Regions from separate parts of the Homo sapiens genome. Here region 1 is linked to region 2. Evidence: chromatin loops called from intact Hi-C (ENCODE). Cell type or tissue: adrenal gland. All regions are shown on one strand. Each heading gives the region's core, and the rest is flanking DNA. Links, peaks and the distances in the headings are about the cores only. Region 1 holds the start of OGDHL (oxoglutarate dehydrogenase L). Region 2 overlaps CHAT (choline O-acetyltransferase).

Region 1 (11,975 bases), core at 1,867-9,866, 140 kb after region 2:
TCACTTGACCACGTGGGGCAGAGGTTACAGTGAGTCGAGACTGCATCACTGCACTCCAGTCTGGGTGACAGAGTAAAACTCCATCTAAAAAGAAAAAAAGAAAGCACAGGACAAAAGGCAAACACAAATGTCAACTGCATATTTGATATTAGGCATTATTATGTTTAGATGCGATAATGGTATCATGGCACATTTTTTAAGAAGCCCTTTTCTCTAGACATACACAAAGAAATGTTCAATGAATGAAATGCTATATCTGGGATCTGCCTCAAGATAATCAGCAGTGAGCGGGGGCTAAGGGGGAAATTGATGAAACAAGGCTGGCCATGATTGATGGGTGGTGGGCTCACTGCACTATCCTTCTGCCTTTTATATGTTTGAAAATGCTTATAATAATACAGTGTTTTTTTTTCAGCACAGTGTGCAGGTGATTCTAACCACAGCTGTGCCTGCTACTCGCCTGTAAGGGGCTGCAGCCCTCCTGGTGGGAGCTCATCCACACCAGGCACAACAGAGTAACACACCTGAATCCAGAAGCCACCCTGCCAGGAAAACTCTCTAATGCCTCGTCTTGGTTAATCAAAGAACAAAGAGCTACTGAAGGGCTGAGATCTGTGCTTAGAAGATAAGGCCCTCGGGCAGCACCCTGAACGTTTCCCTGTATTTAATATACAGTTTTACATCCTTGTTCTTCATTTTTGAAGTCAAGGGTTAGATCACTGTCTGCTTCTTTCAGCCAGCCAGGAAAGACACAATACACAATAGCTGCTGTTTGCTCCTAGGTGGCCCACAATTGATGGGTCCTCAGGCCAGAAGGGAACCCAACCCTGCTCACCTTCCCTCTTCCATCCCCAGGTGGGTGGTGTACAGGGAACTCTGTTCCATCCCACAGATTGGGCAGCTCATTCAGAGGCAAAGCATCATTTCCATTTGCTAATGCCCCCCTGTACCCTAGCCTTGCTGTGGCTTGCTGCTGCCTCACATTTCCCTGACGGAATACCTCCTGCCAGCAGTTCCCAGAGATATTCCAAATGATTACGCTTGTTATGGCCTGAACACCGCAGCAGTCCTCCAATTAGTCCTGTCTGGTCAAGACCAAAAACACACACCATCACTGGGACTCTGACAGAGCAGGGGCCCAGCATGGGAGAGCCTAAGTCTCCAGGAGGAGCAACTGGTGGGGGAGAATTGTTTACTGAACCATTCATTCCATAAACATGAATTAGGCACCTGCTGTATCAGTCCCTGTTCTCCCAGGATGCCCATTCTAGAGGAGAAAACAGAATTAACAAGGGTTAATCTACTCACCCCTCATTCAACAGGCTTTGGAATTGATCCCTTACTAAGTGCTCCTCCACGTACTCGGGGCATGGTGTGTGCAAGGAACAGACCACAAGGACACAAGTCAGTATGCACAAAAAAAAATTCAAGCAGGTGGTAAGTGCTCTGAATGGTGATGTGGCAAAGACTGGCTAGAGGAGTAGGTGCCGCTCAGTAGAGGACAAGGAGAAGGGCTCTCTGGGGAGATGATGTTGGAGCTGAGACCCCTTCCCTTCAGTGCCTGGCCACACCCCAGGAGCCAGTGCAGCCTCCCAGGCTGTGCCTCAGCTGCCCCTCACCTGGTAGGCCCGGATCAGGGACTGCACAGCCAGGTGGTCCTCCACCAATTTGCTGGTCTTGGTCCGACTTGAGACTGCAGACCTGCTCTCATGGACAACAGAAGGGGGCCGTGGCTGAGCAGAGCCAGAAAAGGCTTCCTCGCTGGCTTCCCTGAAGAAGCTGTCCCAGGACTAGGCAGGGCAGAAACAAGAACGCAGCCAGGTCAGGGCCTGGGAAGAGTCAGGGGTGGCCCAGGCTGGGGCCCCAAGGAGTGTCAGGTCTTCCTTGAGGACCACAGCTCTCAGGGCCTTCCCAGGGTGCCTAGATGTACATACAACGATGTTCCCTGCAGAACTGTTTACAAAAATTGACAATGTGAAAACAACCTACATGGCTATCCATAGAAAACTGGCTAAATAACGATTTTACATTTAGAATCTGGAAGATTACACAGTCTTTTAAAAAGGTGCTTTCAGTATTGTGGACATGGAATATTGCCAAGATACGTTTTAAAGTGAATGAAGCAGAAGAGGATGTATGGCTGCTACTCTCTGTGTAGAAGCAAAAAGCAGATGTGAACACACACAGGCATTTGCATGTGTTTTCCATAAGAACAATGTAAAAGCGCTTTCCTCCGTGCACTCCCATACGGCACTGGTGGGAGACTCAGTTGGTACAATCCCCATGGAAAGCAACTTGGCAATACCCATCAAAATTATACACAGCCACTCCTGGACCCAACTATTCCACTTTGGGGAATTTACCCTACAGATGGCTCTGCAGGTGCAAGATGATGAAGGTGTAAGATGATGCACTGCAGCACTGTTCGCCACAGTCAGAGACTAGAAATGAACCAGATGTCCATCAGCAGGAATAGGGGTGGCACATACATGCAATGGAATACTACACAGCTGGACAGAGTGAATAGTGAGGCTCTTCATGTACTGATATGGAAAGATCTTGGAGATACATCACCAAGCGAAAACAGCAGGGAGCAAAACAGTATGTGTTACAGGTTACTTTTGCGTAAAGGGAGACAAATCCAGAGTTACATTTGCAGTAAGTTTACCTAATGCAAGTCTTGGAAAGGATATAGAGGACACTAAGTTGGGGGACAGTGGGAACTGAGCAGATGAGGATAGATTAGGAGGGAGCTTTCTGACTGTGTAACTTCTTATACCTTCTGGCTTTGGATCATGTGACTGCACTGCTTTCCACTGCAGGTGAAGGGGTCAGAGAACAACTTCACTTTTCACCCTCCCATCTAATTTAATTTTTTTCTTTACTATCAGCAAGTATTTATTTTATCAGATCAATACATACACAAACACGTATGTCCCTAATTACATACAAAGGAGCATATGGAGGCAGCATAGCACGACAAAGGGGGCACGGCAGGGCTCAGGTGTGGCTGAGCAGGACATGGCCAGGGCCTCTCAATCAAAACCACCACCCACTGGCTGATTCAGCAAAGGGAAAGCAACAGGCTTTGATGACTGAGGACCTGAGAGGCAAAGAAACCTGCCCAGGATCACACAGCAGGCAAGCTGCTTCTCCCCACTGCCCTGCCACAGCCCGGCCCCCGAGGGCTTCCCTCCCTTGCGGTGGCCCAGGGTAGGGTGGGGATGCTGACCTTGTGGACACTCTGGGGGTTTTCCAACCAGGCGAAGTACATCTCCTCCATGTAACTGGAGCCGCCTCCACCTTTGCTGCTTGGGAAGGTGGCCGGTGGCCCGGAGGACCTGCTGCGCCAGCCAAACACCGGGACGTCATGTGCAGCCAGGAGCCTCGCAGCCTGTACCCCAAGACGGGACGGCAGCAGCCTCAGCTGACTCATTCTGGACACAGGCAATGAAGGAGAGGCATAAATGGCAGGACCAAGACAGGAAGAGGCTCTACCAAGCCACTGTCCGCTCATCAGCACTTGTCATTCCCACTGGGCAGATGGTGCTGGGCTAGGCAGTGATGAGACTGGGAATGTGACACTCTCCCAGCCCCCTGGGCTTACTGTCTGGTGGAAGCTCCCAGCTCAGTAAACTCTATCAATAGATATCAAACAGCCCTGAGCCCCAGCCCTGCTGTGCCACACTCATCCCAGACCACACTCCTTCCCGGATAGTCCCCAAAGCCTGTGCAGAGACATGAACTCCCCAGGCCCTGCCTCAGGGAGCACCCACCTAGGTCCTGGAGCCCACTCGGAGAGCCACAGGGCAGGTGCAGGGAGTACCACCAAGAAGGAGTGGGTCTCAGGCCCACCACCCTAGAACCAGGGCAGGCAGTCCTCCAGGGGTCAGGTGTGTTGTGCATGGTCAGGGAAAAGCAGGGGCAAAAGCATCCAGTGAGCACAGGTGTCGGGGGTGATAGAGGCACACTATCTCAGGAGGGCTGTGGCTCTAGTCATTGCGACCAAAAGTGACCAGTGACTCCCTGTGACTGCAATCCTGGGCCAGAGTGCCCTCTCTCCCAGGCCCAGCCAGAAGGCTGGTGACACTAGGCCCAACAATAGCCCCACTTCATTGCAGGAAGGGCTAAGGTCTGGAGGGGCAGGAAGAGTAGAATGGAAGGCAGCCCCAGGCCCAGCCCAGCGCCACTCAAGACAGCTAACAGTCCAGGCAGGTACAGACTGGAAGCCCACCCAGACCACGGGGAACCAGGCCCTGCAGCTCATCTCACCTCACTCTGTCACCTGTGCCTTCCCAGGGAAAATATCTAAATCTTGGGCTTTCAGTGATGGGGGCTTTCTCTATTCCGCAGACGGTAAGAGTTCTAAGAGCCCTCTGCCAATCCTGGAGAACCCCCCAGATATCCCTATCCAGGCAGGTTAGGGGTTGATAGGGCCTACTGAGGTCCCAGATCACCCCATACCCCTGCCACCTCATCCTACACATGATGTGTAAAGTGGGACCTCTGTTCCCCACCCTACAACTGTGAGCAGAACCCCTTCCTCTGCTCCAGCACAGCCACTGCCATAGAGCAGCTCCCCATGAATACCAGCTAATGCCCTCCTGCCCAGACCGCCCAGCTTGTAAGCTGGGTGCAAGGACCACCCCACAAGGGGTCGCCCAGGCGGGAGGAGTCCCCTACCCCTGGACAGCTCAGGCCCCAGAAAATGTGCATTCTGGGGTATAACTGGCTTCCAAGTACTGCCCAGGCCAGGCCCTGAGCCAACGCTCCTGGTCAGGTGTGCTCAGCCAACACCTGTTGCACCCTTCTGCCTCACCCCTGCCATCAGCTCAACCATGTCACCAGAAACTCACTGGCTGGACTTTCCACAAAAGGTCAGGCCCCACCAGAGGGCAGGGCACAGCCCTCCTTCTAACTCACATGAGCCAGAGGAAAGGGGTGATGTCACCTCAATGGAGGGAGGACAGGCTCCTGGGGCAACCAGCAGCAAGCCTGAACAGAGAAAATTTTCAAAACAAAAAAGATTCCACTGCAGGGAGGAGGGAGGTGAGCTTGGGAGCCTCTGAGTGCCCCCAAGTTTCCCTCCCCAATGCTCAGCCCCTGAGGCTTCGGGTCATGTGGCCCAGCCCACGAGCCAGTGATGCCAAGCCCTAGAGCGCGGGGCACTTGGGGCCGGCTCCTCTGGGAGCAGCACCTCTCCAAGTGCCAGGCATGAGCTCTGGGGTCAGGCAGCCAGGGTCCCAACTCCTGTTCCACCTCTGACTATCCTAGAGGCCTGGGCAAAGAGAAGGTCGTGCCAGCCCAGCTGGCCACTAGGCCCAGGAGCTCCTGAAGCATCAGGGAGAATCTTCTAGAGCATCAAAAAGAATCCACAACCCAGGACGCTTTATCATCCCCAGTCTATGGCAAAGGAAACTAGATATCAAGACCATCGTCATGGGAATAAACATAATAGGCACCGTCAGGAGCACTGATTCTAGGACAGATACTGTGCTCATTTAATCCTCCCAACATCCCATGGGGTGGGCACTCATATCAGTTCCACTTTATAAACAGAGAAACTGAGGTGCAAGAGGCTAAGCTGGCTAATCTGGTGAGTGACAGGGCTGTGTGGGGTTCCAGCGACTGTGCCCTGATCACTGCAGTCAATATGTAAGCCAGATTTCTCTTAGCGATGCAGTTCCCATCAGCTGAGCCAGAGCTGCTCCCTCTGCCAGCGCCACTCCCACCCCCACAGGGGAATGGGGCAGTTTGGGCCAGATAGGGACAAAGTCTGGCTGTGTCCAGAATGGCCCGGTGCAGGAACACTGTTTTATAAACACTAAACAGTCTGGGTTGGCCACTGGGCACTGTTGTGACCTTGACCCAGCCTGGCAGGAGGGCAGCCTGCCACCCACCCCCACCTGCATCCCAGCAGGGCATGAGGGCTCAGTATCTAGAGCCAGAGCCCAAGCCAGCCCTACTAGTTCCTGCCCATACAGTCAAGGACAGCAACAAGGAGTGAGAGTCAGGTGCCCTGTGCAACCCCCTGCCCAGTCCAGACTCCAGCAGAGTTGCCCTGGGTATCTCTTGGGGGTCTCTTCTCTGAGGACAAGGTCACATAGCATCCCCAACCCAACCTCAGAACCTCAACCCAACCCCAGAAAACTGCCGACACCATGGCCACTAAGACTCCCACACACACAACCCTGTCTGGGGTGCCCTAGTGAGGACTACTCCCTAATGCACCCATTGCAGAGATCAGTAAACAGAGGCCGGGAAGGGTTCTCCCCAGAGGGCCCTCCAAGCTGGGCAGCAGCAGAGCCTGGATTCTCTCAGCAGCAGGTCTACTCTGACCCCACTTTCTGAGAAGCAGATGAGCTTTTGCTCAGCAACAAACCGCAATTCTATTTAGTTGGGGCCTGTTCCAAGACACTGGGGAGGGGCTGCTAGGGCCTGCTTGAGCCAGGTGGCCGAGGGGCGTCAAAGGGTCTCTCCGGTTCGGCGAATGCGTACTGCAGCCTGCTGTGGCCTCGGGATTACCCCGTCCCCCTCCCACATCTCCCGGGGGGCGGAAGAAGCGCATCCCATGCAAGCAGCGACCTCAGGCCATGCCGCCCTCTCTCAGGCCTCAGTTTTCTCATCTGTAATCGGAGACCGCGGTTAAAACCGTCTATTAGGCTCCTTGGTAGTCCGAAGCTGCCTATGGGTCCCGCCAGGTGCACAGCGCTGACCCTCCCCATCCCCCGCACAGCCCTCGCAGCTCCGGGCCCTCCCCTGGCCACGGAAGGCGCGGGGCAGTCTGAAGTCCTCGGGCTGGAGAAACCCACCGCGAGCACCCGCTCCTCTGCGCAGGACCCTGGACTAGCCGGGTGGTACGCGCGCGATGGGCTGGGGGTCCCGGGGGAGGCCACGGCCAGCCAAGGTCAGAGCCAAGGTCACAGTCTGTTCCTCCTCCCCCTCCCCCCGGCGGGGCCAGACTCAGGGCTGCGGGCAGCGGCGCCCCAGGACCCAGGAGAGAGGAGCTGTGGGGCCGGTCCCCAGGACGGCAGGAGAAGCAGCGGCGCAGGGACCGGGAGGGGGCGGGCCGCCGCGCTCACCGGGCGGGCGGGCCGGGTCCGCGCTGCAGCGAGGTCCGGAGGCTGCAGGTCAGGGGGCTGCGCGGAAGGGGTGCGCGCGCGCCGTGCCAATTACCTGGGTCACGTGACGCAGCCGCCCACGGGCGCGCGCCCCTGAGACTCCGCGCGTCGTGACGTCTCCATGGATGCCCCGCCCCGCTCCTGGCGCTGTCCACGGTGCTGGCGGCCCAGGCCCGAGGTCGCCCACGGCCGAAGGGGGGACTCCTCTCTGAGACCGCAGAACGGGGCTGAGGCCCTGAACCCCGTGTGCTCGTCCTAAAACTAGGACGAATGTACCAGACGACAAGCAGCCTTTGTGTGTAGGAGAGGATAGGTTTTGTTTTGTCGTCTGTAAAATGGGAATGCTATGAAAAGTTCCACTATCTTAGGGATGTTTTGAAAAAAAGATGAGATAATGCGTGAAAAGTGCTTACCCCAAATCTGATACACATTTTACCCATTCATCCTCCCACTGATGGTGACCCAGGCTGTCCTCACCACCCCGTGGCCACAAACAAGGCTGCAATGAACTTCTTCATACACATTCCCTTAGGATCCTGCGTGGAACTTTCTCTGGGATAGAGATCAACTTTCTAATTATTATCAGAATAGCAGATGCAATGTCCTGTTATTGTTTTAATCTGCATTTCTCTGGTTATCAACCATTTGCATCTCCCGTTGTTTGTTAGTTTGGGGTTTTCTGTTGTATTTTTTTCAGCTTTCTGTTGGGTTTTGTTCTCATTTAAATGCAGGGATTTCTTGTATAGGAACATAACATACCTGTGGTTCAAGTTGCCATCAAATCTCTCCTGGATTATCGCAGCAGCCTCCTAACTGGCTTCTCTGCTTCTACACTTACACTCTTGAATTTTAATCTCAAAACTACAGTATGCACTTCACAAGAATATATTCAAGTACATATCAAACCAATTAATATGGTTGCTTGTCGAGGGAGGAGGATGGGGAATGTGGATATGAGGTAATTAATCAATTACCCAGATCACTGCTGACAGAGTGCCACGAAGAAAGGAATACAACTAACTTCTGCACCTGAAGTCTCCCAAAAGTTCTTTATTTGGAGACAGTTAGGGATACATGTGGTCAAGAATCTTCAGCACTTAACACAGCACTATCATGGTATTTTTCAGTAAATATTTGTTGAATGAATGACTGAGTGAGTAAATGGACACTTGACTTGGATCCTGAAGGATGAGTAAGATTTTATCTGGTGCAGAAGGGCAGGGTTCATTGGGAATTCTTTGGACACAAGCACCAAAAATGACCTGGCTAGCTTCAGCCGAAAACGAGTTGATATGAAGGTTGTATATAAGGCAACTCACAGAATCAGAGGAAAGCTGAAAATTTACTTCAGGAAGCAGGGCTGAGCCATAGAGGAACTGTCTCTTCAAGGCTCTTCTGTTTTTCAAAATTCAAATTCCGGGTGAGAGGCAGTAATGTACTTGCAGTAGAGACGGAGTAAGGTGGCCAGATTTGAGAGACTTACGGGGATCAGCTCCACGGGGTTTAGTGGTTGACCAGATATGAGGGTGGAGACATAGATAACTCACAGGTGTCTGGCTTTAGTGACTTGGGCACAGTGGAACTTCTCAGTGAGCTAGGGAAAAGGAGAAGCTGCAGTTTGGGGTAATAGTGGAAAAGTTTACAAGTCAGAGTCACCGATTAAGAAAGATGGAAAGCCTGACACAGAGCAGCAGGCAGGAACAAGGCTCTTGCAAATCAAAAGGCTTCAGAGCCTTTCAGCCTTCCAGCCTAATTGGTGTTCTGCTAATTGCATTGATTAAAGCAAACATTTGGGGCAATCAACGCTCCCATGAGGGTGGCTGCCATTCTCAGAAGCCTGAGAGGATTAGTGGCAGTGGCTGTAGGCTTTGCAGAGATCTTCAGAAACAGACACCTTTCTTTTTTTCCCATGCCTGTGGCGTGTGTGTGTGTGTGTGTGTGTGTGTGTGTGTGTGTGTGTCAGAACATGGAAGTTTTTATTTATTCTAGTTGTACAGAACTTAAATGATACAGAAGGATACAGAACAAAATGTGAAAAGCCCCCTTCCACCTGCCCCAACCTCACCTCTTTTTTTTCCTTCCAGAGATAACTACTGGCCAGTTTGGCAAACATTTTTACAAAATTGTTTATGTATTTATATCCATATGCTTCTACAAACATATACATAAAAATATGAAATGGATCACACTAGAATATAGTTCCACGACTTGTTTCTTTTTTTCCCTTGTCTTGAAGATTTTTATTTAAACTCAGTATGTGTAGGACCACCTCATTCTTTTTCATGGGTATGTTGTATTCATTATAGGGATGTATGGTGACTGTATGTCACTTCTCTCCCATTGAATGAACATTTCCATTTCTTTTGACATTTACAGAAAAAAAAGGAGAAAAGAGTCCTCCTATATATTCCCTTTAGTACATGCAAAACTACTATGGTAACATTGATTTCTCTTTCTTTCTTTCTTTCTTTCTTTTTTTCTTTTTTTTTTTTTTTTTCAAGATGGAGTCTTGCTCTGTCACCAAGGCTAGAGTGCAGTGGCTGGATCTCAGCTCACTGCAACCTCCACCTCCCAGGTTCAAGCAATTCTTCTGCCTCAGCCTCCTGAGTAGCTGGGATTACAGGCTCCCACCACCATGCCTCGCTAATTTTTTTATTTTTAGTAGAGATGGAGTTTCATCATGTTGGCCAGGCTGGTCTTGAACTCCTGACCTCATCATCCCCCACCTTGGCCTCCCAAGTGCTGGGATTATGGGAGTGAGCCACCATGCCCAGCCTGATTTCTAAATTAAGTTTAACAATGGGTCAAAAGATATATATTCTTTGCAGTTTAATATGTATAATAAATATCTAGTAAGACCGTTCCACTGAATACTTCCTCATTAGTGTTTTTGAGTTCCCACTCCCTTACATCCTTGCCAAGATTTATTATCAGTTTTCTTTCATTTATGCCAGTCTGATAGGTGAAAAATCACATTTTGTTTTAGTTAGCATAAAACTGATAAGCGAGTTTGAAAATCTCTCTTTTTTTGAGGTGGAGTCTCGCTCTGTCACCTAGGCTGGAATGCGATGGCGTGATCTTGGCTCACTGCAAACTCTGCCTCCTGGATTCAAGCTATTCTCCTGCCTCAGCTTTCCAAGTAGCTGGGACTATAGGCACACACCACCATGCCCAGCTAATTTTTGTATTTTTAGTAAAGACAGGGTTTCATCATGTTGACTAGGCTGGTCTTGAACTCCTGACCTCAAGTGATCTGCCCGCCTTGGCCTCCCAAAGTGCTGGGATTATAGGCATGAACCACCGCACCCGGCCTGAAAATCTTTTTATATGTTTTTATATGTTTCTTTTTATATGTTTCTTATTTTGTATTCTTTTTCTACAAATTGCCTATTGATAGACTTTGCTCATTTTTCTATCAGGTTGTTTATATTTTGCTTGAATTCACATAAACTCTGTACATATTCTGAATAAGAATATTTTGTAGGTTGTAAATGTTGCAACATTTCTCCCAGTCTGTCACTTGTCTTAACTTTGTTTATAGATGCTTTGGCCACATTTTCATAGCTTTGATTACAGTCTATTATTATAATTTTTCTTTTATAGTCTTACTTATTGTTGTTAATCTCTTACTAGGCCTAATTTATAAATTAAACTTTATCATAGGTATGGGCCAGGCATGGTGGCTCACACCTGTAATCCCAGCACTTTGGGAGGCCAAAGCAAGTGGATCACCTGAGGTCAGGAGTTTGAGACAAGCCTGGCCAACATAGTGAAACCCCATCTCTACTAAATATACAAAAAATTAGCCGGGTGTGGTGATGGTTGCCTACAATCCCAGTTACTCGGGAGGCTGAGGCAGGAGAATCACTTGAACCCAGGAGGTGGAGGTTGCAGTGAGCTGAAAGAGTGCCACTGCATTTCAGCCTGGGCAACAGAGTGAGACTCCATCTCAAAAAAAAAAAAAAGAAAAAGAAAAAGAAAAAAAAATTATCATAGGTATGTATAGGAAAAAACAGGGTATATATAGGGTTTGATACTATGTGAGGATTTGGGCATCCATGGGGGCCTTGGAACGTATCTCCCCAGGATAAGCACAAACTACTATATAAAACATTTCTATCACCACAAGGATCCCTCAAAATGCCCTTCTATAGCCACACCTATTTCCCTCCCACATCACCTCCTCCTTAACCCCTCCAAACCATTAATCAGTTCTCCATCTCTATAATTTTGCATTCAATAATGTTATATGTAAGTGGCATTATAGGGTAGGTAGGCTTTTAGGATTAGCTTTTTTTCATTCAGTATAGTTCTTCGGAGATTCATGCAGGTTGTTGTGTGAATCAGTCATTTGTCTCTTTTTATTGCTGAGTAGTATTCCATGGTATGGATGTACCACAGTTTGTTTAACCATTCACTCATAAAGGGCATCTGGATTGTGCTCAGATTTTGGCTATTACAAATAAACCTGCTATGGACATTTATGTTCAGATTTTTGTGTGAACATAAGTCTTCATTTCTCTGGGGTAAATGCCTTGGAGTGCAATTGCTGGGTCGTATGGTAGTTGCATGTTTCATTTTTTATAAACCTTCTGCTCTTTTCTAGAGTAGATGTGCCACTTCACAGTCCCATCAACAATGTGTAGGTGATACAGTTTCTCTGCATCCTCACCGGCATTTGGTGCTGTGTGTTACCCATCCTGATAGGTATGTCATGATATCTTATTGCGGTTTTAATTTGCATTTCCCTGATGGCTAATGAGCATCTTTTCACGTGTGTGTTTGTAATCTGTATATCCTCTTTGGAGAAATGTCTCTTTATGTCCTTTAGACCTTTTCTAATTGGATCACTCT
Region 2 (11,975 bases), core at 2,286-10,285:
GGTCAGCACGTACAGGTGGAAGTAGAGACTGGGGCCACGCCTGCAATGAGACCCCTATACACAGCTGTCAGGCTCTGGCCTCCTCATGGGGCTGGGGTGGGGGTCTGTTGGCGGGAGGTGGAGGGTTTGTGACAGGCCTATGTGGCTGCTGTGTTGATGCTTCCCACTTCTTGGTCCCCAGGTCCACACCTCTGCATCCCTGCACCAGGACTCACCAAGACGCCCATCCTGGAAAAGGTCCCCCGTAAGATGGCAGCAAAAACTCCCAGCAGTGAGGAGTCTGTGAGTGACTTTTGGAGCCCTCTCTCAACCCTGCTTTCCCCACCTACATGCCCTTGCTTCTAGAACAGTCCTGAGTGGGACTGGCCCCCAGCATTTGCCTGGCCCCAGCCCTGCCCTCTACTGGCACAAGGCCCAGGCTACAGCTCCACCCCCAGCTTGCTGAGGATCCCAGAAGGGCCTGGAGGGGCTGAGACGGGCCTCAGGGTGCCAAGGAAATGCTAAGAGCTTAACTTCCAAATCCCCTGGCCAGGCTAGGCCCTATCTTTCCTTCCAGGGCCTCTCTTCATCCCAGCTTCCACTTCTGATAGCTTTGAGCCCAGTGATTTTGCCTTAGGGTGGGGCTGAATTCCTACTCCAAGCCCTGCAAGTCCCAGCTCCAGCTGCTATCACTAGTTCAGCCTTGGAGCCTTAGGCACCATGTTCTCCACTGGCCTGAGACAATGCCATCCTCCCTGGGCAGGCATCCTCCCTCCCGCCCCAGCCAGCCTTCGGGTGGCAGAGCAACACACCTGACTTCAGGTGGTTGCATGTGTTTCCCCTCTCCCACACTTGTCTTTTTGCCACTCCTCTTCCCCCTTCCCCCTTCCCCTTTCCCCCAGCCCTCATTTGAAACCCTGAGCAGAATTTTCTGGCTTCTCCCCAAGAAGCTGTTCACTCCATTGCCCTGAATTCTGCAGCTGACAAACATCTATTGTCACCTCTGGTCCACTGGCATGCTTCTCTACCCACCCCATTGGGCTGTGGCTTCCTTCAGAGCAGGCTCTGTTTCTCCATCGTCTCTGAGTCCAGCCCAGGATCTGACTCACATGAACTGCCCAGGAAACATGGAGTTTTGGAGCATTGATCTGAGACTCCCAGGTCCAAAGACACTCCTTAGCACAGGGCCAGAAGTCCAGGAGAGTCTGGGGAGGATCCCTGGGGGGTTGAGATGTCTGAGCTGCGATTTCCTGCTTTATTCCTTTTTACCCACTGCTGATTCCCTGTTAGCCAGGCTAAGTCACAGCGCACTGTCAGAGCCTGGAAGAAGGGGAGCAGTGTCTGGCAGAGGATCTAGCCAGACTTGTGGGCCCTTTTGGCCAGGTCACTAACTGGGCTGGGCTTTCTGTAGGTGCTCACCCACCCATCACACAGACCACCCCCCCCACCGCAAGAGATGGAAGAACAAGATCAGCTGGGTTGGGGGCCCAGACCTGGCTCACTGGGGTTGGGCAGGGCAGTCTGGGATGCTGTCCAGATCCATCCTCGCATCATTCCCCAGGGCAGGAGCAGCCCGTAGTTGGCACTGACACCCCACTGTTGCCAGAGAAGTGAACCCTAGAGGCAGGATCAGACAGGCAGAGGGCCGTCATTCATCCATCAGCAGCAGGGGCAGAGAAGGAGGTGCTTTTAAGGGGCCCATTCACTCTGCAGCCTATGGGGAGGAACCCTTTACTGTCTCATGGAAACTCATCACTGCACAAAGAAGCCCCTGAAGGAAGGTGCCTCACTGTCTACCAGTGTGTCCCAGGAACCATATTGCAGAATTCTGGTCATTAGGGCAGCAATGAATTATGTCTCTTATCCAAAGCCATCTTTTATCCTTCCAAATCTCTCCACAAGAGTACACCCTTCAGGTCCGGAGATCAGCTAGATTCTGGAGCCCCAGCTGAGAACAGTTTATAAATTAAGACTGACCAGGAGACAACAATATCAATAACAGGACTATTTCATCTTAGATCTATCCTTTATGGCTTAAAAGCACTTTCACGTACATTAGCTCTTTAATCCTATGAAAGGCAGGGTTTGCTACCCCCATTTTACAGGAGAAGAAACTGTACAATTTAAGCAATATTATTATAAGTTCTGCCTTCCTATTGTCACTGGCCAAGTGAGGGACAAGAAGAGGAAACGAATGGAAAAGGGAGTGAAAGGGAAGGGAGAGAACGACCCAGGAGAAAGAAGCAGAGTGGACATGGAAGACTGATTTTAGCTCCTAGTCTGCCATCAGATTTGTATGTGACCTTGGACCAGCTGCTCCACTCTCTGGGACTCAGTTTCCTCATTCATAAATGGGAAGTCACAAAATTGAAGCCACACAGAAGCCTTCTGTGGTGAACGCTGCTGGTGAACTGAGAGGCACAGCATGCGTATAGAAGGGTGGAGTTGGGGGTTCTTCCTAGACTCTAGCCACACTTTGGGGCCCCCAAAGAATATGGGTTTCCTCTTGGGAATTCCTCTGGAAGTATAAGATAGCGAGGTCATAACATTTTAGATGTGCCTATTTGAGGCCAGTTGTTCCCCCATTTAATTCTCTCTGTGTTCCTCTCAGGTAGGAATTGTTATTTATGTCCTATGGATGAGGAGCAGAGGCTTGGAGAGATTCGGAGAGGAAGGACATCCACTGCATCCCCACCCCTGCCCCTAACACCCACATGAAACAAAATTCCCTGCCTGGGTTTTATAAGTAGGAGGGACTTATAAGAAGCTCAGGGCATGAATCATCTTCTGAGGAACCCTCTTTTAGAATTCTAGTCATTAGGGCAGCACTGAATTATGTCTCTCATCCAAAACCATCTTTTATCCTTCCAAATCTCTCCCTAAGAGTGCCCCCTTCAGGTCCAGAGATCAATCAGATTCTGGAGCCCCAGCTGGGAACAATCTCTAAATTAAGAGTCACCAGCAGCCAACAATATCAATAACAGGACTATTTCATCTTAGATCCATCCTTTATGGCTTAAAAGCACTTTCATATCTATTTTCTGTTTGATCCTATGAGAGATAGGGGTTACTACTCCCATTCTACAGAGGAAGAAACTGAGGCACAGAGGGAGGCTGATTTGCCCAAGTTTGCAGAGCTGGTCAGTGGCAGGGTCAGGGTAGAAACCCAGGTCTGTCTGATGCCAATATCACCGTATTTTCCTCTGCACTTTATCCCTTTCTGGGGACAGAGCACAATGAGGTCAGGGACGCCAAACAGGAACTTCCTAAATTCATAATTTTGCTGAGCTGAGCCCTAGAAATGGAGGGGTCCCAGGGTAGAGAACAACACAGGGGCAGAACAATACAGATACTAGGGACCAACTTGGGGACAGGCATGGGGCGCACATACTAGAGGCACAATGCCTATGAACCCTTTCTTCCAGGGGCTGCCCAAACTGCCCGTGCCCCCGCTGCAGCAGACCCTGGCCACGTACCTGCAGTGCATGCGACACTTGGTGTCTGAGGAGCAGTTCAGGAAGAGCCAGGCCATTGTGCAGCAGTTTGGGGCCCCTGGTGGCCTCGGCGAGACCCTGCAGCAGAAACTCCTGGAGCGGCAGGAGAAGACAGCCAACTGGGTAAGAGGGGCAGACAAGGAACCCATAGAAGAGGGGCGGGAGGCAGACCTGGAGACAGAGGGATCTCGGTGAGAGGCAGGTAGGGGACAAAGACAGGGCAGAAGGAGAGATGAGGGACAGGGATGGGGGATAGGTGTGGGAACAGGCAGGTGGCATGGATTGGAGGACAGGAAGGGACAAGGATGAGAAACAAACAAGATGAGGAATGGGAAATACGGATAGAGAAAGAGGCGGACAAATCGGGGACAGGAATTGGGACAGATGAGGACAGAGATCGCATTAGGAAAGAAGAGAGGGTGAAAGGCAGGAAGAAGACACCTGTAAGGACAGGCAGAGGACAGCGATGTAGCACCAAGCCACCAGGATGGGGACTGGGACAGAAGAAAGGAGACAGGAGGGCACAAAGGTGAAGGACAGGCCTGGTGGACTGGGAAGCTCCTGGCACATACCTGGGGCTTAGCATATATTTGTGGAATGAATGAATTAATGCTCTGGTGAAGTGTCCCGATTTTCTCTCGGGGCTGTCAGGATGGGACTGTTTGGGGGGATGTGACGGCCTTCCCTGCCCTCCCCGGCAGGTGTCTGAGTACTGGCTGAATGACATGTATCTCAACAACCGCCTGGCCCTGCCTGTCAACTCCAGCCCTGCCGTGATCTTTGCTCGGCAGCACTTCCCTGGCACCGATGACCAGCTGAGGTGAGGCCTTGGTGCTCCTAGCTCATAACCTGGGGACCCACCCAAGGCAGGGGCCCTTACCCCAGTGCCAGCAAAGAAAGGCCAAAGCTGGAGCCTCGGCTGAGCTTCCTGGGGTCAAATGCCCCGAGACAGTGGACGTCCAGGCCATCAGGTGGGGAGCAAGGTTAGGTGTGGCTGCACTCGAGTGACAATCACACAATTAGCCTTAGTCTATATTTATCTTGCAGTGGAATGGACACTCATGGAGGTCATGGGTCCAAATATCCCCACAGCCTCCACCTGGCTGAGGCCCTGGGAGGAGGCGTGTGTCCCTGGACCACGCCAGTACTTGTCCCTGGGAAACACTGCCCCAGGCTGTCTGAGAGGGCCTCTGCTTCCTTCCAGAGCCCCCAGCTCTAAACAGAGGCCCCAGAAGGCTGGAAACAATTCCTCCCTGCCAGCAGCCAGAGCCTGTGCCATCTGCTGTAATTTCAGAGCTCACTGAGCCGTTGGAAGGGCCTCTGGCCGCTAATGACAATGGAGGATGGGTGCAGGGAGAAAGGGTTTCCCTTCTGGAGTCACTCAGAGTCTGGTCTTAAGACCTGAGTGGGGCAAATGGTGGGGACGGTTTAGAGGGAGGGCAGACCAAAGTGGCCCGAGGACAAGAGGCAGGGCCCACCTCTCCTCTGGGCAGGGCTTAGCCATGCTAGGAAGACCTCCCCACCCCACCCTACCAGCTGGCCAGCCTTCCCTCCCACTGTAGCTGGGGTCTCCCCAGGGAAGAAGGAAGGTGTGGACAGATGAATGACTTCTGAAAACAGTTCTCACAATTGCATCTGAGGGGGTATTTTCCTCCTGGTGCAATTAAGCCAGGCCCAGAATCCTGGTATGACAGTTCCCGCTGCTCGTTTCTCCAGTGCCTTTCCCCAAGCACTCGATTTCCTTTTCATTAGTACCGGGGGGTGGGAGGAAAGGGACCAAATTACTGGCTTTTCCCAGGAGAAAATTTTCCACAAGGCCAGGGGTCCTGCCCTGTCCAGACCCAGGGCTGGCTTTTCCAAGGAAGAACTCCACCCTTCACCCTCCACCCCTTCTGGCCTGCTCTGTGGCCTCTCCTAGCTTCCGTCTCCCTCTCTGCTCCCTCTCCTCTTCAAGATGATTCCAGTTTCCTCTCCCTTCCCCAAGAGCTACTCGACCCCCAGTTCTCACCAAAGGACCATTTTGAATCCAAGGCTTGTGGTGGGCTCTCGGCATGGGGCTGGGGGGCAAGAACCACATCTGATTAGTGCAGGAACCACATCTGATTAGTGCACACGGGGGCGGCATACAATGGGCGATCACAGAGTTTGGCAGTGGGGATGAGGGAGGGAGGAGGGAGGGAGAAGGGAGGGAAGAGGAAGGAGATGGAAGGAAGAGGGAAGGAGGGAGGGGAGGCAGAAGGGAGGGAGGGAGGGAGGAAGCCAGGCCCTGGGAGGAAGGGCTCAGGCCTCCCTTCTCCCTGCAGGTTTGCAGCCAGCCTCATCTCTGGTGTACTCAGCTACAAGGCCCTGCTGGACAGGTAGGACTGGGAGGGTGGTGCCCTGTTCCAGCACAGTCTGCCTATGCGTCTATCTCCCTTGCAGGGACCTTGTCTTTTTCCAGCTCTGTATTCCCATTCCTGGCTCCTGGCACAGAGCAGATGTCCCTGCCCCAACCCACTCCCCCACCATCAGGATGACCTTTAGCCTGGCTGGCCTGTCTGTTAACTGTTCCTTTTCCTGTGGCAAGCACCATCCTTCCTTGATCTTTTAAAAATGTCTCCTCCCTCCACACATACGTGCACAGGTGGAGTGAATTCACTTGAAGCTGGAGAACACATAGGAAGGCGGGGAAGGAAGAGTTGTTAGAGTAAGGTGATGGGAGTTCTGCTTTGCCACTTGGAGGAATGGTGTCTCCAGCGGGAGACTGTATCCTCAATCCCACCAAGCTCAGTGGACATGAGGCTGTTCTGACAGATGGAGAGGGCTGCTCAAGCACCGCAGGCTCTCTTTGATTTTAGGAAGAAAGTCCCTCTCCTGGCCAAGCTTAGGAGAGCAGGAGGGTGTCTGAGAGCAGCAGGGAGAGTAAGCGGGTCTGGAGGACCCAAGTCTCTCAAGGTAGAGACTATAAGGGCATTAGAAGCTGGAAGGAGAGAGAGAGGCCCAAAGAAGCATCCCTTGCACAGATGAGGAAGCTGCAGCTCAGAGAGGTTAAGTAACTCATCCATGGTTACACAGCCAGGTGGTGGCAGAGCAAGGAGGGGGCAAGGGGCAAACTTCACTCTTTGTTCAACTTGACTCAATTCAGTCTTTACCCAGCCTTGGGACAGAGGCTCAGACCCACAGCCCCTTCCAGGGTAGGGCTGTTCCCTCTGGAGAGGGGCAGGCAGAGCTCCCAGACTGTCAGGGTGGAGCAGTTCAGGCTGTCCAGGGCATTCTGCACCACACGCTCCTGTGTGCTCTGCTCACTCCTCTCTAAATGCCATGGGTCACTAGGCCCTGGGCTGTTGTCTCCTCATGGTGTGTCTTTGGTCTCTCCCTTCTTCGTGGACAGCATTCTATTTCCTCCCAGAACTCGCCCCTCCAGCTCACCGTCCTGTCTGTTTTCAAACACCATTGTCTTGCTGGGCCTGGGGACTTGGTGCCCATTCATCACTGACTGCCCCCACGAGACCACTTTCCTTCTGATCCCAGACTTTCACATGTGTGTGCACACTCACACAGACACGAATACCCATGCATATCCACGTGGAGGTTCCCATGTCCAATGATTGAAAAGGACTTAAGACTGGAACATTTTCCTGAGTGCCTGTTTTGAACCTTTAATTAATTAATTAATTAATTTACTTATTCACTTTGCAATGTAGTTATGCTGGGAAGAGGAAGAGAAATAAGGCCTCATCCTCCCCTCAAAATGTCCTTAGACTATTGGGCAAGACAGTCACTTAAACAGACACAAAATACAGCTGTGTCCCTTCCCCTGAGTCCCACACTCGCTCATCCAAGCCTCAGCCATCCCCACCGGGGTGTCTCTCAGTCATTACAAATGAGCCAGGAGAGCTTCGCCTCTCCCTCCCCATTCCCCAACTCCTCCCATACCTTGTCGAGCCATGTCCGTAAGTGCACCAGCACATGCCCTGTTGGTGAGTCTGGGAACCTAGAAGTCACCTGTGCTTGTTCTGCTTTCTCCCTTGCACCTTCATGTAACCCATGGTGCTCAGATGTGGTCATTCTCCCTCCCCACTGTGTCCCCAAGCTCCCTCCTCCTTCCCTGCTGCCCTCACAAGACATCACGTTCCTTCTCTGCCACAACCTCCTTCCTTGTTCTTCCTGTGACACCTTTCAGTCCATTCTCCCCATATAAGCAGGGTCAGTAAAACAACAAAATGGAAACCCAGTCATGCCCCTGCGTGCTAAAGCCTCCCAAGGGCTTTCACTGCACCAAGAATAAGGCGATAGCTCCTCTCCACTGCCACTGGAGCCCCACAGGACCTGGCCTGCCCACCTCTCTGGCCCTGTCTTCACTGGGCCTCAGCCCCACTGGCTTCTCTCTGCCTTTGATCAGTGCTTCTCAAGCTGCCTCTGGGGAAGAACCAATATATTTTCTTTCATTTTGTAAAATTTGTGAAAAACAACAAAAAATTGATTACTAGAAAAACGGTATGAAATATGAGACCAAATGTTTTATTACAGGATTCAACAGACATAAAACTCCCATCACATTGCTACAAACATTTCTGGGTTCAGGCATTACACCAAGTCATGGGTCAGTCACAGCAGTTCAGTGCAATACTCATACTTTGAGTTGCAGTGCTTTGGGACACTTCACCCTTAGGGCTCAGCTCAATCAACCTGCCTCAGTGAGACTGCCCCTGGTCACCACCTCCTGTCCCTGCCAACACTCTGTCTCACTACCTGACAGTCTCCTGTTCACTGGTTTGCTGCTTGTGGTCTACTCCCTACCTACACATCCTAGGACTTACACCCCAGTAGAGCAGGAGCTGCATGTCTTATTTGCTGCCATATCCCCACATCCCAGAATGGTGCCTGGCCTATACGGAGGACGTGCTTCACAAATATTTGTTGGCTGAAAGAGTGGAAGGAAGGAAGGATGGATGGACGGATGGATGGATGGATGGATGGATGGAAAGATGGATGGATGGTGGATAGATGGGTGGATGGTGGATGGATGGGTCGATGGAAGGATGGATGGATGCTTGGTGGATGGATGGGTGGATGCAAGGATAGATGGATGGTGGATAGATGTGTGGATGGTGGATAGATGAGTGGGTGGTGGGTGGAAGGAGGGATGGATGTTTCGTGGTAGAAGTATGGTAGATGTATGGATATATGGATGGATGATGGATAGATGGATGGGTGGATGGATGGAAGAAAGGGAGGGAGAAAGGAAGGATAGGCACAAGGCATGCTGAGACCAGAGGGAAAAAGAACTTCCTGCATTGACCTCAGAAGAGGCTTCTAAAAGAGATGATAAAGGAGTAGGCTCTTGAAGGAGGGGAAGGAGTTTTCTGAATAGAACAGTTGAGTTCTGGGGTTGGGGCAAAGGCACGCCGAGAGAAGATCAGCATAAGCAAAGATGCAGAAGGCTAACTGGCAGGCTTTGCACATGCCGTGCATGAGGCAGAGGTTTGAGAAAACTCTGAGGGTCTCCACGTGTTGTGGAAATGGGGCCTCCACTACTTTAAAAAGTGGAGAATTGAGCTCTGCATCTGCCATGATGATGCAGTTCTGGGTTCTGTGCCCCATTTTGCCTGATCAAGTTACAATAAAACCCATTCTCTGTCTCCCCTCACCACCCACCATCCCCTCGTGGCTGCCTCCCTTCCCACTCCTCTCCTTCAGCCACTCCATTCCCACTGACTGTGCCAAAGGCCAGCTGTCAGGGCAGCCCCTTTGCATGAAGCAATACTATGGGCTCTTCTCCTCCTACCGGCTCCCCGGCCATACCCAGGACACGCTGGTGGCTCAGAACAGCAGCATCATGCCGGAGCCTGAGCACGTCATCGTAGCCTGCTGCAATCAGGTAAGCAACCCCTTGTCTTGGTGAGGGAGGGCACAGAGCATACAGTGGCCATGCGTTCACGTCCATTACCTTCTCCGAGGGGGCTCAGCCTCCTTCCCTGAGTCACACAGGGAGCTGGGGCACCATGTCTCCAAAGTGGGGCCCCTACTTCCAGTCAGTCCCATGTCTCTCCACCAGTTGCCTTCTAAGAATGAGAGCCGTCAGTTTGAGAATATCCTCACTGGACTCTCACTTCAGCACTGATGCACTGAGGGTCATGATCGAGACCTCCACCTGTACATCTGTTCTTTTCCATGCAGTCACCCAGGCTCTGGCCTTTCTGGAGACCACACACAGACAGACAGTGTTACAGACTGACAAATAGGACCTTTCATGTGTCAGCCTGTGGGCTCAGCACTTAACATGCATTCATCCCACTTAATCCTCACAGTGACCATGCAGAGGGGGCCTTAGGATCTCTGTGTGACAGTTGAGGACATGAGACTCAGACAAGTTAAGTGGTCTGTCCAAGAGTGGGAAGGAATCCTGGGTCTGGCCAGTGCCCTAAGGTCATGCTCTACCCCCTGCAGCTCAGGTCCTCAGACTGGGTTCCACAGAGCCAACAAGGACCCATGGGTCCTGGGGGACAGGCTGAGCATGAGGGCTCCTGACCTCTTCCCTGTGCCCACTGCACTATATATTCCATATATTGAGCTTCACATAAATATTTCCTCTGACAAACAGTTTTGTTTTTGTTTTTGCTTTGCTAAAACCCAAGTTTGGCAACCATCCCAGGGACTCCCCTGGTACTTGCTCTACAATGTGATCCTGGGCTCTCCTCACATTTTTAGTAAGTTGGGAGCTCTGTGGAGCCCTGACATCTGAGGGCAGCTGTGACCTCTGTTCCTAGATTTGAAGGCCATCTAGGAGCTCTCGCAGCCCACCTGACACCTTGGCCATAGACCAAGGACGTTTCCCCATCTTCATTCAAAAGTCAAGCCAAGTATTTCCCAGCTCCCACAGGCCACCGTATCCACCTCTTCCAGACATGCTCTGGGCCCCTGCACAAGACCAGGCCATACAGACACTGCTAGGGGGTTGGAGGGGAAGGGAAAACAAGGTACTCATGTCAATCAGCTGAAAAGTGTATCTTGACCTGGGTCTAGGAATAGACCCTTCACAAAGCCCAAGGCTCTAGCCTTCAAAGCTACAAAATGACAAAACCACAGGGCTGACATACAAAGCACATGTAGGTATACATGTGAAGGTGCACACACATGCACACATGTGTAGGTGCACATGCACGCATGGTGTGTGTTGGTTTTCCATTTTAATCTTCCTCTGCATATGATTGCTGGCTTGCTTTTTTTCCTCCACTCACCAGTGTGTTTAAGGCCCATCACTGTGGCTCTATCTGTTGCTAATTCACTCTTTTCAATGGCTGGGTAGACATGCCCTAGACATATACACCACATTTCACTTAGCCATTCCCCTTCTGGAGAACAGTGAGGCTCTTGCTACCATTTTGCTGTTGCAAACAAGGCCGAGAGGCACATTCCTCGTGTCTTCCGGTACACACGGGTACGTTTCTCTAAGCCTCAGGCTAAAATATGCATTTATAAGTGCAATTGCTTAGTCATAGGTATGCACATTTTTAGTTTTGATAGACACTGCCCTCCAACAGTAGCTGTGCCAATTTATATTCCATTCCCCACAAACATAATGGATTCCGTGAACCATGAAACACATTTTCTTTTGGCTAAGTTTAATGTTGCCTTCTTTGATTGGGGGCAGCGTGGAATCCAGCACAGTCAACAGCCTTGGCTTGGTCCCTAAACTGAGACTAGAACCACCAAACACCTTGGGAACCTTGGGCCTGAGCATCCCTGCCCCAAGCTTACCTGTGAAGGCTGAGTGAAGGCCTGGTGCCACGGGCCACCCAACAAGTGACATGTTTGACCTGTTTACCCCACAGTTCTTTGTCTTGGATGTTGTCATTAATTTCCGCCGTCTCAGTGAGGGGGATCTGTTCACTCAGTTGAGAAAGATAGTCAAAATGGCTTCCAACGAGGACGAGCGTTTGCCTCCAATTGGCCTGCTGACGTCTGACGGGAGGAGCGAGTGGGCCGAGGCCAGGACGGTCCTCGTGAAAGGTCAGCCGCAGTGCCCAGCACATCTCCATGCCCATCTCATGCTCGTGCCCATTGGCTTTCCCTCCTCTAGGGTTGGGCCAGGGCCTCATCCCCATCAGCCATAGTGTGGGAGCTCAGGGCCCACAGCATGCCCTGCGGCCAGCCACAGTGCCTTGCCACCGAAGCCACCTTTTGTGCCCTCGTGTTCCATCTGACAGTATCTGGCTTTCTTGGTGGGACTAACTAGTGCTGGAATTGGGGATGTCTGAGAATACTGGGCGGGGCGGGGGAGTTAGCTGGAGGAAGGCTGGCTGCAAGTGAGCAGGTGTGTTTTCCTGGTGGGTGGCGCTCACTGATAGTGGCTGGGGGAGTCGCTGAATGGGGGTGTGGGATGGAGCCTGCCTCTGGGAAAGTGGTTCACCACCTCTTTCACCTGATCTCTCCATCCTGGGACTCTTCATCTTCAAGCTGTCCCTTATCTTGTGGCACTGTTCTGATGAAAGTCTCCAAGCATTCCCATAAGAAAGCCAG

Evidence for each region. Hi-C counts contacts between places; a loop is a spot of excess contacts. Peaks named below come from ENCODE experiments on the same cell type or tissue, not always from the same donor. Only the 100,000 strongest peaks of a DNase experiment are listed, where the experiment ranks them.
Region 1: it touches region 2 in a loop (2.5-fold over the local background); 2 of 110 quality-filtered maps call a loop at or near these places.

Annotation. Positions count from the first base shown.
Region 1 is chr10:49,755,157-49,767,131 of GRCh38, forward strand. It overlaps OGDHL (oxoglutarate dehydrogenase L), which reads right to left and starts at 7,167. Exons shown (of 23, transcript NM_018245.3): 1 at 7,083-7,167; 2 at 3,233-3,437; 3 at 1,620-1,790. The coding sequence starts at 3,436. RefSeq lists enhancers at 2,789-3,300, 3,301-3,810 and a silencer at 6,918-7,127. In adrenal gland, for the core only: no CTCF peak of the experiment used is centred there; DNase peaks (open chromatin) are centred at 4,958, 5,926, 7,015, 8,885 and 2 weaker places; H3K4me3 peaks cover 755 bases.
Region 2 is chr10:49,616,321-49,628,295 of GRCh38, forward strand. CHAT (choline O-acetyltransferase) reads left to right here. Exons shown (of 15, transcript NM_020549.5): 2 at 182-282; 3 at 3,405-3,596; 4 at 4,175-4,293; 5 at 5,777-5,830; 6 at 9,153-9,333; 7 at 11,288-11,465. Among named protein-coding and RNA genes, the nearest start is that of CHAT, 8.3 kb to the left of the region's middle. In adrenal gland, for the core only: no CTCF peak of the experiment used is centred there; no DNase peak of the experiment used is centred there; H3K27me3 peaks cover 121 bases.